Regions from separate parts of the Homo sapiens genome. Here region 1 is linked to region 2. The links are chromatin loops, found by intact Hi-C in ENCODE. Cell type or tissue: mammary epithelial cell. All regions are shown on one strand. Links, peaks and the distances in the headings refer to the core of each region. The heading gives the core; the rest is flanking DNA.

Region 1 (2,902 bases), core at 175-2,674, 220 kb after region 2:
CAGTCAACTGTGAGGACCTAGTGCTTCATTCTTAAAGTCAGTGAGATCAAGAACCCACCAATTCTGGACACACCTGGACTATGTTCTCACGACTCCATCGGTGTTGCCTCCGGTGTGAAGAGGTGATGCCTGGAGTCCCGCAAACCCCTCCCACGTGACTCCCGTGTTGCAGCTGCCCACGCCCCCTCAGAGGCAGTGTATGCTTTCCTAGCCATGGGTGGCTGAAACCTTACCAGTCTCCAGCTTAGATGTCCTTTCTCCTCCTGCCGTGCAGGGTTCCCTGTGGTGGGGATGGGATCAAGCATTCTTGGCTCTTCCTTGCCACTTTGCTGGCATAATGGAGAATTTTTTCTGCCTTAGGGAAATGACTTGAAAGTTACTCAGTTGGAGTCACGTGTGACTAAACACAGATTTGGTTTATCCCAGAAATAGATGAAGTTCTCAGAGAGGAGGATTGTTTTCAATCTTATGGATCGTGGGGATTTCTAAAGATTTCCCTGTGTTCAGACTTGCAACTCTCCTAGGGTCTCATCACCATCGTGGACAGATACAGAACATCGGGCAGCTTATGGAGTGGGGCTGTCCCCCAGGCCACATGCCGGTTCCTCAGAGGTTGCTGGGTAGGATTCTGCTGCTTTAACAAACTTGCCTGGCTAACACCACTGGCTCACCCTTGAATGCCTTCCTGGGTGAAGCCATGAACCCTCCAGGGTTAAGCCCCAATTTTGGGGCTCACCTGCCCTGCATCAGATTGATGGTTAACTTGTAAAGAAACTGGCAGCTTTCCAGAGTGCTAGGAAAAAGGAAAATTATCATTAAACAAAATCATTGTCATAGTTTTCCTCTAATTCGTCTTGAGGTCTCTCCTGGAGAGTGGCTGTAAACTTTGGCCCTTCCCTGATGGGGCTCTGGGGGCGGTGGGCATGGGGTTACAGTGTGTGCTCTCGTGGGATGCCTCCTGACCCTGGCTGATGGCCTCAGGCCTGTGTATCCAGCTGTGCTGGCATTCCTCTCACCAGCAGCTTGCTTCTAGGCTTTGGCAGGCAGCCTGTGGCTTTTGTCTGAGCAGTGATCAGTTCATTCCTATCATGATGGTCTCTCTGGGAGAGTCCTGACCAGGAGAGTGAGGTTTGGGTGCAAGGGTCAGGTGAGAGCTGGAGGAGGCAGCACAGCAGAACACATGAAACTGCAGAGCAGGTGTGTGACTCAACCGGGCGGGAGCGAGGAGGCAGCGTTCCTCACAGGCCAGTGGGGAGGGGGAGCCACGGGGAACAGGCAGGCCCAGCCAGATGGTGGGGAGCGAGCCAGCGGCCTGTGCACCAAATCTGTATTCAGGTCCAGGGTGTTGTTACTCAAGTGCATTTCCTGTGGGGTGTGATTTCGAGCCGGCAGGCATCAGCTTCATGGCATCTTGCTGTGACTGGGTGGTGGTCACTGTGGCACGTCTGCACAGTCCGTGAGGGGTGTGGGGGCCAGGGGCTGAGTCCAGTAGGTTGTATCCAGGTGTCCCATAGGGAGCTGGTCACCAGCTGGCAGGTGTATAAAGCAGAGATCTGGGTGGACCACCCTGGGCAACTGGGAGGAGGTGAGGAGCTAGAAACTGTCAAGAATGACTGAGCCCTGCTTCTGTACCAGAAAGTCCCACTTTTATTCAGAATGGATGCCATTCTGAATAAATATTGTCATAAAATGATAAGAATTCACTACAATTATCACTAATTTGTCTTTTACCCATGTATTCAACAGAGACCACTCTGACCCCATCTACACTGGGGCTGTGTTATTGATGAAAAGTGGAGAGAGCCCCTTACTATAACCACTCAGACCCTCCAAACATCTGCTACTGAGAAGAAGGGGGTGGAGACCCGAATGATTGACCTGCCTGTCTGCACTAACCCACCGCTCAGACGCCAGAGCCTCTTGTCTCTGGTTCACGTGGAAGTGAGTGAGTTGGTGCTGGGGGAGAAGTATTTCCCCTCTGCGTTGGTGTCTTTTTACCCTGTGAAACGCCTGCCTTCCATCCCGAGAGGAAAGAAAACGATGACAACTTGTGTTCTGGTGGAAGATTTAGCAGCTACTACAAAACAGAGGTTTGAAAACCTATTTTGCAGCTCTCAAATTTCAATTTAGATGACTTGACTTTGAGGGCCCAGTGTAGATGTGAGGGCTGAGTAGAGAAAGCCCGCAGCCCCCTCTCCCCAGGAGCTTACCCCTGCCTCGGGGCTCCCTTTTTGTCTCTCTTGCTGTGTTATGAAAGGAGAGCATCTGGGAATACTCAAAGGCTGGCTTCTGCCTGTGTGTCCCACCCCATCTCAAGGTGGCTAGTGCTGCTGAGGGACTCCGGCCTGAGGAAGGAAGCGCCCGTGGCCTGGGGCAGAGCCGTGCAGTTGCATGGCTTTCCTGCCGCTCAAGTCACTGAGGGCTGTTCTTGGTACTGTCTAGAAAAGTTGCTTGCATCCCTGGAGTCACAGGAATCTCATAACCCAGCCTATGCCCCCAGGCCCCTGCCGTGTCAGTAGAGCCTGCTGAACTTCCTGGGCTAGCGAGACCAGCTGACAGCCACAGTGCTCAAAAGTCAGGGTCTAACCCCGCCAGACTGGCGTCTCTGTAGGATTCCCTGTCTTTGAAAGGATACTGGAAGGGCAGTTGTTTTTCTAAACTTACTCCGAACTCTGAGCCACTGCACCTGGCCTTAATATCATTTTAAAAACTAAACACGCTGGCGCGGTGCCTCCCACCTGTAATCCCAGCACTTCGGGAGGCCAAGGTGGGTGAATCATGAGGTCAGGCGTTTGAGACCAGCCTGGGCAGCATGGTGAAACCCCATCCCTATTAAAAATACAAAAATTAGCTGGGCGTCGTGGCGGGCCCCTGTAATACCAGCTACTCAGGAGGCCGAGGC
Region 2 (2,902 bases), core at 173-2,672:
GGGTGCAGCTGGGCTGCAGTGGGGAATGGCTGCTGGATGGGCAAGGAGCCCAGCTCCCAGGTCTAGGGGACTGAGTCTGGCTTCCCCAGCCCTCCTGCAGCCTTGGAGGCAGACACAGAGGCAGGAGCAAGAGCCTGAGCTCATCCCGAGAGAGTTATCTCAAGAAGCATCGGGGAGGGGCGGGGGATGTTGCTCAGGGAAGTCTGAAGGTCTCATGACAGTCAGCCCGCTTGGCACCTTCTTCATGAAGTTCCACGACTGGGTGAGGCCCAAGTGCGGCCGGCTGTGTGTGCCTGTGTCTGGGTGGGCACCAGGTTTCCAGCCCGAGGGCAGTGACTCCCACAGGGCTCCCGCCTCCATGGCCTCACTCTGGGCTGTCCATGGGTGTTCAGAGGGAGGAGCCCAGGCCAGACACACAAGTGCACACACGCCCTAGCACCTGAGCACGTACATCCTGTGAGCACACACGTGTGCACACACACCTGCAAACCTGGAGTGGGCCATTCGTTCCTCCCACCCAGGATGGACTTTTCCGGCCACTGGAGAGCCAGTCTCCTCCCTGCCAGCCCCCAGGGCCCTGGGGACTTGCAAATGCACCCAACCATGCCCTCCCACCTGGAGGCCAGAGATGGGGCCCTGGGGCTGCCAGTTTAGAGGCAAACTTGGATTTTGTTTAAGCAAAATCCACCTCCTCCCCCCACGGACCTGTTCTGGACCCTCCAAGAACTCTCATTTAGCTGGTGGCTGGTGGGAGTCCTCAATCTGGACCCAGCTGTGGAGCAGGGGTGTTGGTGAGCCTCTGCCACACTCCCCGCCTGTGTTCCTTCTCCCCTCCCGCTCGGCCCCTCCCCGCCTCCCGGCCAGGATCTGCTCGTCCCCCAGACACACTGCCTGAGGCCCCGCCTGCTCAGGCCCTGCGCCAGGATAGTCCAGTTCTCGGGGAGGCAGCTTTTCTGGGCCAGGGTGGGTGTCCTCTGCGGCTTTCACTGTGGTACCACCCCCACCTGCCCTGGCATGCAAGGGACTGACCTGGGTCCCGGGGTCCCTCCACAAGGTTCAAGTTTTCACCCGCAGGAATGTTAATGGTAGTGTTGAGGCCAGGGCGCTGGGGGGCCCGGGGAGTGGGGGAAGGGCATTGGGGAAGGAACCAGGTGCCAACGGCCTGACCAGCTGGGCCTGGCTCAGGCGAGTCACCTCCACATTCTCCTCTGTGAAGTGGGGCTTTGGTGACCGTCAACAAACAGTGTCATGATTCAGGTGATGGGGCCACTTGCAGAGCCTGTCTGGGAGAACCGGAGGCCGGGCGGGCAAAGGCGGCCTCCCCTGCGCTCTGCGGCCGAGGCGGGGCTTCCTCAGGAGCTCGGGCCTGGGAGGCGGTGCTCTTGGCGGGGGACTGGGATACTGGGGGCCTTCCTCTCTCTCCCGACTGGCGCGGGTCCGAGGCCGGTAGCCTGGCTGCGCAGCCTTATCCCGAGGCGGGCAGGATTTCCCCCTTCCTGTTTGTGTTCCTGGGCCAGGCTCCTGCCAGCCCAGTGACTGGAGGGGTCCCCACTGCGCAGCTCTGTGGCCAGAGGCAGGTCTGCCGCTCGCTGAGCCTCTGCACTCCATCCCCACTACAGGCAGTGTAGGAACAGCCGCTCCCAGTGCGGTGGCTGAGGGTGGGGCTGGGGACTGTCCCGCGTGGGCCAGTGGCAGGACCAGGCACGAGGGCCAGCAGGAGCAGGGCTGGTCACGTCTCCTCCTCCTTCCCCCATGCAGGTTCCCAGCACAGGGTGTGCCCAGGGCTTGCTGTCGACACCCTCCCTCACCGGCCCCAACACCCACAAGACTACCCTGGAGAGATTTGGGAGTGCAGCCGGCTGTGCCCAGCTCAGGGGCCCTTGACCGTGGTGCCCACCCCCAGCCCAGCAGACCTGTGTTTCCCTGCCTGGCGAGTCCCTTCTCCGAGGAGTTGCCCTCCTGACCCTTTCTTGGGCCTCACAGCAGCTGCCCCCCACCCCCAACCCATCCAGGCTCCTGCCAGCTGGGTGGGGCTTTTTGGCTGGGGAGGCTGCGGAGGGACGGGGAGGCGGCTGGGTTTCTGGGCAGCCTCAGAACACCTGCCCCACCCTGAGTGCTAGGCAGGGCCTGGGACACCCGGTCTCCGAGGCAGTGGAGCCCCTCCCCACTCATGACCCCAGCTGCACCTGCTGCCAGGGGAGCAGCTGTGGGCCAAGTGACCCAGGGACCCTCCTCTGCCCCCAGCCCTGCTAGGTAGTTGCCCCAGCTCCACACCTACTGGCTGGGTCCCCTTGGGTAAGTGGCTCCCCTCCCCCAGCCTCAGTTTTCACATATGTTACCCACCTTGGGGATTGAGCGGCAGGGTCTGGGCAGAGCAGGAAGGGAAACTGAGGCCAGAGAGTGGCTTACCTGCCATTGCCCTTGGCTTAGCGGTGGGCAGGCTCTGGCCAGATTCCTGTCCCTTTCCTTGGCACCACCCCGTCCCACGAATTTGTTGTGGGTCTGGTGTGGCTGGAGCTCCAGGCAGCTCCAGAGGGGCTGGGGTGGCCCCAGCTGGTGGTCCCTCAGGGTTGTGGGGTGCACTGGGGAGCCCTGGCAGGGCCACGTGGAGGGAGTGGGAGGGGGCAGGTGGGCAAGGAGTGGAGGGTTTGGCAGCCATCTGGGAGGCAGAGCGGTGGGGCTGGCCAAGTTCTGTCTGTGCAGGTTGGGGGTGCGTCCAGGTGGGAGCAGCAGGGGCCCTGTCAGGTGGTGGGGCAGTGTCTGAATGCAAAGGTGAGTGAGATGGGCCCAGGTGGCCAGGACAGAGCTGTGCAGAAGGGAGACAGGGTCTTGCCCCTTCACTGCCTGGTTAGGGAGAAGGGGCCTGTGGAGGAGATCGTGTTGTGGGGTTGCCAGGGGTACA

What was found. Hi-C counts contacts between places; a loop is a spot of excess contacts. Peaks named below come from ENCODE experiments on the same cell type or tissue, not always from the same donor. Only the 100,000 strongest peaks of a DNase experiment are listed, where the experiment ranks them.
Region 1: it touches region 2 in a loop (4-fold over the local background); 4 of 110 quality-filtered maps call a loop at or near these places.

What each region holds. Positions count from the first base shown.
Region 1 is chr14:104,747,618-104,750,519 of GRCh38, reverse strand. LOC107987209 (a long non-coding RNA gene) reads left to right here. Exons shown (of 3, transcript XR_001750915.3): 3 at 1,747-2,902. Among named protein-coding and RNA genes, the nearest start is that of SIVA1, 4.1 kb to the left of the region's middle. In mammary epithelial cell, for the core only: a CTCF peak has its summit at 1,165; a DNase peak (open chromatin) is centred at 1,149.
Region 2 is chr14:104,966,354-104,969,255 of GRCh38, reverse strand. All of the region lies in intron 1 of AHNAK2 (AHNAK nucleoprotein 2), which reads left to right. Among named protein-coding and RNA genes, the nearest start is that of AHNAK2, 11 kb to the left of the region's middle. RefSeq lists enhancers at 1-421, 1,157-1,890. In mammary epithelial cell, for the core only: a CTCF peak has its summit at 1,645; DNase peaks (open chromatin) are centred at 305, 895, 1,265 and 1,595; H3K4me3 peaks cover 2,071 bases; H3K27ac peaks cover 2,304 bases.